Regions from separate parts of the Homo sapiens genome. Here region 2 is linked to region 1. The links are chromatin loops, found by intact Hi-C in ENCODE. Cell type or tissue: dorsolateral prefrontal cortex. All regions are shown on one strand.

Region 1 (4,000 bases):
CAGTAAACAGCCACGCCCTTTTGTTCTGAACTTCAGAGTCACCCTCAGACCGGCATCTGCATGCCTCCTCCTGGGCTCTGCTTGACTCCTCTCCGGTACCGCCTCACGGGTCACTGCCCTGTGTCCAGTCTCACTTCAACCGATGTTTACTCCATCTATAGTTCTGTGCTAGGCCCTCCCTGCAAAGGTGTCTTTCTCAATCAATTCTCAAAACAGGTTGCATGGGCTAGGCACCGTGGCTTGCACTTGTAATCCCAGCACTTTGGGAGGCCGAGGAGGGTGGATCACCTGAGGTCAGGAGTTCGAGACCAGCCTGGCCAACATGGTGAAACCCCATCTCTACTAAAAATACAAAAAAAATTAGCCAGCCATGGTGGCGGGCACCTGTAGACCCAGCTACTCAGGAGGCTGAGGCAGGAGAATCGCTTGAACCTGGGAGATGGAAGTTGCAGTGAGCCAAGATCACGCTACTGCACTCCAGCATGGACTGGAGCAAGACTCCATCTCAAAAACAAAACAAAACAAAACAAAAACGCCACCACCACCACAAACAACAACAACAACAAAAAACAGGTTGTATGACCTCTTTCCCAGCATCACACATCTTCAGTGGCATTCCATTACCTGCAAAATACAATCTAGGCTCCTCAGCCTCCCTCCAGCCCCACCTGTGCCTGCTGTTTGCCACAACTAAGCCCCCATCCTGCTCCATGTCTAGCAGCTGTAGGAGCAGGGAGGGCAGTGGAGATGCCTATAGTAGGATCCCTAAGGCAGTCCGCCTAGTCCTGCTACAAACATTAGAAAACGCAAACAAAAAAGCCACCAAGAGCTTCTGGCCAAGATGGAGTAGCAGGACATTGGATTTAACCTCCTGCCTGAAACAGCCCCCCAAAATGAACACAGTGTAGGAAGACACTATCAGGCAATGAAGAACCCTGATCCCTGAGGGGTGGGTGATAAATGAGGTGAGCCCTACGATTGCCCCAGCTTACTGCCTTGAGACAGTTTCCAGGTTCAGTGCTGGAAAGGGAACACAGCAGGGTCCCTGCAGACTCCCTGGGGTGGGCGTAGAGGGCTGAGAGTCTGAGGGGGATCAAGGCCTGGAGACAAGAGTTCTTAGGACAGAGCACCATCGAGGGCAGAGCTGCACCAGGAGAGAAACATGGGGGTCTTCAGAGGGTCTGCCTGGAGTTGTCAGTTGGATGCTGGTTAGCACGTGCATATGAAGAAACGACCTGAGTCTGGGAAAAGAACTGCCTGAAAGGATTAGTGATAACAGTGCCTGGTGCTCACACAGGAACAGTGCCTGTTCCCACATCATTCAGGGACTCGGATAGGCCTTACCTCCAAAGTGGGGAATAGTTAGCCCTAAACTGAGCCTTGCCTTGGTTCTGCCTAACGCTTCTTCTTTTTTTTTTTTTTCTTTTTATGAGATGGAGTCTCGTTCTGTTGCCCAGGCTGGAGTGCAGTGGCGCGATCTTGGCTCACTGCAAGCTCCACCTCCTGGGTTCACGCCATTCTCCTGCCTCAGCCTCCCAAGTAGCTGGGACTACAGGCGCCGGCCACCACGCCCGACTAATTTTTTGTATTTTTAGTAGAGACGGGGTTTCACCGTGTTAGCCAGGATGGTCTCGATCTCCTGACCTTGTGATCCACCCACCTTGGCCTCCCAAAGTGCTGGGATTACAGGCATGAGCCACCACGCCCGGCCGGTTCTGCCTAACGCTTCTTAAGTTCAGGACTCATTTTTCTGCCTTCACATGTGCATGGGGTTCTATAAACTTGGGAAAGTGTTTAAACACTGTATGTTAACCACCTTCCATGATATTATCCTAATCACACTTCTTTACTGTTTCACAGTGTGGGCTTGAGAACTGATGAGCAGCTTCTGAGGAAGGGGATTGGGCAGTGATGTTTGTAGGAGAACAGGGAATTGTCCAGAGGATGTTACAGATTGGAACACATGGGCTCATGTATACATGAACGAGCCCTGAGGATGCTGCTAGACTCTGTGTGCCCACATCCTAGCACACGCACAGAGCATGTCAGTGAGGGTGGCATTCCCCGTCTCCTCTTGAGCACTTGCCAACCCCTTGATTAGATAACTGAAACTAATCTGATTAATGCCATAGCCTTTGTGGTGAAAGATTCATGTTTTCTGATAGCTTTTTGAGTGTGTCCAGTATTTTGTACACTTGTATATGAAAAGATTTAATTGAAGGACATACTATCATTCTAAATCTTTTTTTTTTCTATTTCTGACATGGATTTGAGAGTAAGCTTCTCAATGAAGGCTATATTGCACTTCGACTGTTAAAACTCCATCAAGTTTACCCTCTAAGAGCACAAGATGGAGATGTCTGCTTTCATGATCTTAGTCATCTTATATTTTTATTTATAATGCTCAAGGTTCTAGCTAGCACCACGAGGCAAAAAAAAAGAACAATAATAATAATAAAAGGTAATAAAATGGAAGGAAATCAATAAAACACTTGCAGATGGCCTGATTGTCTACACAGAAAATCCCCTGGCATCTTCAAAAAATTGTTAGAACTAATAATTTCAGCAAAGTCCCAAGATATCAATTTCAGCAAAGTCTCAAGATATCACATAGACATACAAAAATCAATCACATTTCTATGTACTAACAACATTTGGAAAATGAAATTAAAAACATAAAAAGGAACCTAAACCTAAAACTCACATCTTATTCAAAATTTAACTTAAAATGGATGATATTAGCTGGGCACAGTGGTATGCATGTGTGGTCTCAGTTACTGAGGAGGCTGAGGTGGGAGGATCACTTGAGCCCAGAAGGTCGAGGCTGCAGTGAGCCATGACTGTGCCACTGCACTCCAGCCTGGGCAACAGAGCAAGACCCTGTCTCAGAACAAAAATGGAGCATAGACTTAAATGCAAACTATGAAACTATAAAAACTTTCAGAAAAAAATGGGAGAAACTGTTCACAATCTGGGGCTTGACAAAGTTTTAGACTTGACACCAAAAGTATGGAACAAAAGTTGATCAGTTGGATCTCAAGAACATTAAAATTTTTTGTTCTTTAAAAACTCAGATATAATGGACTTAATGCTTGTGTCCCTCCAAAATTCATATGTTGAAATTCTAATTCCCAATATGTTATTATTTAATAGGAGGCAGGGCCTTTGGGAGGTTGTTAGGTCATGAGGGTAGATTCCACATGATGGGATTAATACACTTTTAAAAGAGGCACCAGAGAGCTCCCCTGCCCTCTTTTCACTAAGCAAGGACACAGTGAGACATTAGCCATCTTCAACCAGGAAGCAGGCCCTTACCAGAATCCAACAGGCTGGCACCCTGATCTCAGACTTCCAGACTTCAGGACTGTGAGAAGTGACTGTTGTTAGAGCTACCTGGTCTATGGTATTTTTGTAATAGCAGCCTGAGCTGACTAAGACTCTATGTGAAACATGAAAAGACAAGCTACAGTCTGGGGGAAAATATTTGCAAACCACCTATCTGACAAAGAACTAGTACCTAGAATACATAAAGAACTCTCATAACTCAACACTACAAAAAAAAAAAAGTAAACATTACAATCAATTAGAAAATGGGCAAAAAACATGAACAGACATTTTACCAAAGAGGATCTCTAGATGGCAAATAAGCACATGAAAAGATGTTCGACATCATTAGCATCAGGGAAATGCAAAATAAAACATTTTATAAAGGAGTATCATTATGCACCTATGAGAATAGCTAAAACACAAACAGTGACACCAAATGTTGGCAATCATGCAGAGAAACCCAATCACTCATACACTGCTGGTGGGAATTAAAAATTGTTCAGCCACTCTGGAAGGCATTTTTTCAGTTTTTAAAATAAAACTAAACATGCAATTACTGTACAAATCAGCAATTGTGCTCCTGGACATTTATCTCGGAGAAACAAAAACTTATGTTCACACAAAAACCTATAAACAAAGGCTCACAACAGCTTTATTTGTAATAGCCCACAAC
Region 2 (4,000 bases), 67 kb before region 1:
CAACCCATGTATGTGTGTCTGTGTCCACTGGACTCCCCGCTAGCATGTCTACGAAGGAACAGGCTCACAGGTGCAGATATGACAGCAGAAGAGGTGTCCCCACATGGAAGATAGAGAGCCATTGGAGCTGGGCACCTTTCTTTGCAGAGAGGAAGAAACAGAATCCCAGAGGCTGCCGGGAGCCAAGCCAGACAAACTCTCTCCAGCCCAGAACCAGGAGGACTTGTCTGGAGGGAGCGGCTGCCACCCACGGCCTAGTGAACCTGGAACTCGAAACTTTTCAAGAGAAGCTAAGAATTGCGATTTTTTAATGTGGTGTTCCCCAACTATACCCTCAAATACTATATGATCTCCCCCAAGAATAAAAGAAAGTAAACTTTAAAAGTCACTGTCCATTGGCCGTCAGGTGACCAGTCAGCAGCAGCCCTGCCCAGCTTCTTTGTTTGATTTGTTCTTGTCATTGAAGTTGAGCAACGGAGAGTAATTTGTTAAGGACTGACCAGGTGTCCAGTGCTGTATTCATGTTTTCAGTTTTGCCTGGAAACACACGACACTGCTATGAGCAGTTTTCTCCTGTATAGCTCTGAAAGTCATGAGATTGTATCACATGCTATTCTGCTGGATTAGAGACCAGACAAAAACTTAAACTCATAAAAACGTTATTCTTTATTGCTTTGTATTTATGGTATGTTCTAGGAAAGGACAAATACCAACTGGCAGGCATTTTTGTCTGTAAATAGAGTAATTCCTAGTGGGGTGAGCGTGAGGGAGCTGGTGGCCCTGCAGGGCCCCCTCGGAAGCTGGAATGTCTGGAGACTGAAGCAGGCCCCTGAACCTCTCCTGAACATCTCATTCTGCACTTCTCACAGCACATTCTCCTGAGCATGAGTGACGGGAGATGCAAATGGGTGTTATTTTAAATGTAAGAAGGAAGAGGAGGAGGAAAACGTGGTCCACTCAGCATGCTCAGCCTCTCTTCTTGGAGGGTGACAGTGTTACCGAAAAGGGGTCCCAATCCAGACCCCAAGAGAGGGCTATTGGATCTTGCGCAAGAAAGAATTAGAGGCGAGCCCATAGAGTAAAGTGAAAGTTTATTAAGTAAAGGAATAAAGAATGGCTCTCCATAGGCAGAGCAGCCCTAAGGGATGCTGGTTGCCCATTTTCATGGTAATTTCGTGATGATATGCTAAACAAGGGGAGGATTATTCATGCCTTTTCTTTTTGACCATATAGGGTAACTTCCTGACATTGTCATGGGATTTGTAAACTCATGGCGCTGATGGGAGTGTAGCAGTGAGGATGACCCAGAGATCACTCTTGTCACCATCTTGGTTTTGATGGGATTTGGCCAGCTTCTTTACTGCAAACTGTTTTATCAGCAAGGTCTTTATGACCTGTATCTTGTGCTGACCTCCTACCTCATTAGAATGCCTAACCATCTGGGAATGCAGCCCAGTAGGTCTCAGCCTTATTTTACCCAGCCCCTATCCAAGATGGAGTTACTCTGGTTCAAACACCTCTGACAACAACACACACTGAAATGTTACAAGTTGGAGAAGTCATGCAGGAGAGCTCCTAATTTAATGTTTTTGAAACACTGTTTTCCCAAGTTAACTTGACAGAACCTCATGTCGATTCTTTCCAATCTTTTGTTATTCCAAGCACTGCTGCTGCGAACATTCTTGCTTGGGTCTCTGTGGTGGAAAATCGTGCAGTGTTCCTTATTTTCCTGTTACCCAGCACGATTCTCTTTAGCCCTTTCTCCCTTTCTGTCAGCAAAGTGGAGCTCTACTTTGATGACCGTGCTAATTAATGAAATTTCTGAGTCGGGCCTAAAAGTGCAAGTCTACATTATTAACAGAAGAGCCTCAGAAGGAGACGAAGGCAAGACAGGGAGGAGGAATCTCTAACTTATTCCATGTCTCTCGTGTGATAAGAGTGCCTCAGGAGTGCCAGTCTTATTTTCCTGTTCAAGAGGAGGCTTGTGTGAACGTTACTAACTCAGCAAGCTAAGCTGTCCTTGAAAGTGTCGGTCGTGGTGGCTCACACTTGTAATCCCAGCACTTTGAGAGGCCGAGGTGGGCAGATCATGAGGTCAGGAGTTCGAGACCAGCCTGGCCAACACAGTGAAACCCTGTCTCTACTAAAAATACAAAAATTAGCTGGGCGTGGTGGTGGGCACCTATAATCCCAGCTACTTGGGAGGCTGAGGCAGGAGAATCACTTGAACCCAGGAGGCAGAGGTTGCAGTGAGCCAAGATTGTGCCACTGCACTGCAGCCTGGGCGACAGAGCTAGACTCCGTCTCAAAAAAAAAAAAAAAGTGTCATTTGCATTAAAAGGTGGTGTAAAAATTCCCAGGGCTGTAGGAACGGTTGCTGTGTCCTAGGAAGACATGCTTTCAAAGAGAACTCCAGATTCTGGCTTGGTGCTCTCACTTGACAATTTCCTTCTTGGCAGGAGTTCCAACTGGCATCGCAGATTCCCACAGTCCTCAGATTTATTCTCATCCTGTCTCTCTCTCCCTCTTCACGATGGCACACATGAAATGAAAAATTAAAAGCCTGTGACTCAGATCTACTATTTCACAAATAATTTGAACATCTGTTGCAGAGCAAGAGATGAATTAGCAAACGGAATATGACGAAATGAAGACCAAAATAAAGGTGAAATATCTGATGCTAGAAATGAAAAGCAGGTAGTTTTTTTTTTTCCCTAAAAGGTCAACGAATGTTATAAGACTTAATTGTATAATTTATATAATAAAGGTTCTATTTTCTGGAATTAAATAACTTTTTCCTAAATGTTTTGTGTATACACGTTCATGCACCAAAGAAAACCCTAGATTCTCATCAGATTTGAGATTTTAAAGGAGTTCTAAATTCCTTTAGATATATATTTTTCGATGTAAGTTTCCCACCGTTCCTGTGGAGCAGGTAGAAACGCAATTAGCAGATAAAGCACAATTAGAAACAAAGAATGCGGCAGCTCCTCTCCTTCCTCAGCCACATGAGTGCATTTCCTGTGCCACGTGGCTGTGTTCTAATGGGCTTTAATTGCATGAAAAGTGAAAAATCACAAATACTGATCGGTCATAAAGGCCAGGCTTCTTTGCATAAAATATAATAATAAATGCAATGCAGAGCCAAAAATAACGTGCGTTTAAAGGTAAAAATTTAAATTCTAATGAGCTTGGACAGAATCATAACAGACCTAATAGGAACCTTTCTGATCCTGGTTTCTCTGAATTCACATGCGCTAAATGAAAACTAGTAGGCCAGGCTTTGCGTAGGCCAAGTCCCTGAAGGTTCTAGGCTGGGCACTGGAGCCAGCCCACGCAGACCCCTGAGCCAGCCCAGCGGGTCTCCCCAGCCCACAGCCTCAAATAAGCCCTAGAAATCAGGCAGGTGGCCAGGGCTGCTGCCATTAAGCACAGCGACTTCTGGCCTACTGTCTCGCCTCTCTACTTAAAGCTTTAATTTCCAATTTTCTTTTTTATTTTTATTTTTTATTTTTCCATAAGTTATTGGCGAACAGGTGGTATTTGGTTGCATGCGTAGGATCTTTAGTGGTGACTTGTGAGATTTTGGTGCACCCATCACCAGAGCAGCATAACTGCATCCTATTTGTAGTCCTTTATCCCTCACCCCCTTCCTACTTTTCCCCTCAAGTACCCACAGTCCATTGTATTACTCTTACACCTTTGCATCCTCATAGCTTAGCTCCCACATATTAGTGAGAACATACGATGTTTGGTTTTCCATTCTTGATTTACTTCACTTAGAATAGTAGTCTCCAATCTCATCCAGGTCACTGCAAATGCCATTAATTCATTCCTTTTTATGGCTGAGTAGTATTCCATCATATATATATATATATATATATATATATATATATATATATATATATATATTTATGCACCACAGTTCCTTTGTACACTCATTGACTGATGGGCATTTGGATTGTTTCCACAGTTTTGCAATTGCGAACTGTGCTGCTAT

What was found. Peaks named below come from ENCODE experiments on the same cell type or tissue, not always from the same donor. Only the 100,000 strongest peaks of a DNase experiment are listed, where the experiment ranks them.
Region 2: a loop joins it to region 1, with 2.5 times the contacts of the local background. A loop is called at or near these places in 2 of 110 quality-filtered maps.

What each region holds. Positions count from the first base shown.
Region 1 is chr15:29,152,712-29,156,711 of GRCh38, reverse strand. The region is part of intron 4 of ENTREP2 (endosomal transmembrane epsin interactor 2); the gene reads left to right. Among named protein-coding and RNA genes, the nearest start is that of NSMCE3, 120 kb to the left of the region's middle. In dorsolateral prefrontal cortex, no CTCF peak of the experiment used is centred here; no DNase peak of the experiment used is centred here.
Region 2 is chr15:29,219,527-29,223,526 of GRCh38, reverse strand. All of the region lies in intron 3 of ENTREP2 (endosomal transmembrane epsin interactor 2), which reads left to right. Among named protein-coding and RNA genes, the nearest start is that of NSMCE3, 48 kb to the left of the region's middle. In dorsolateral prefrontal cortex, no CTCF peak of the experiment used is centred here; a DNase peak (open chromatin) is centred at 2,456.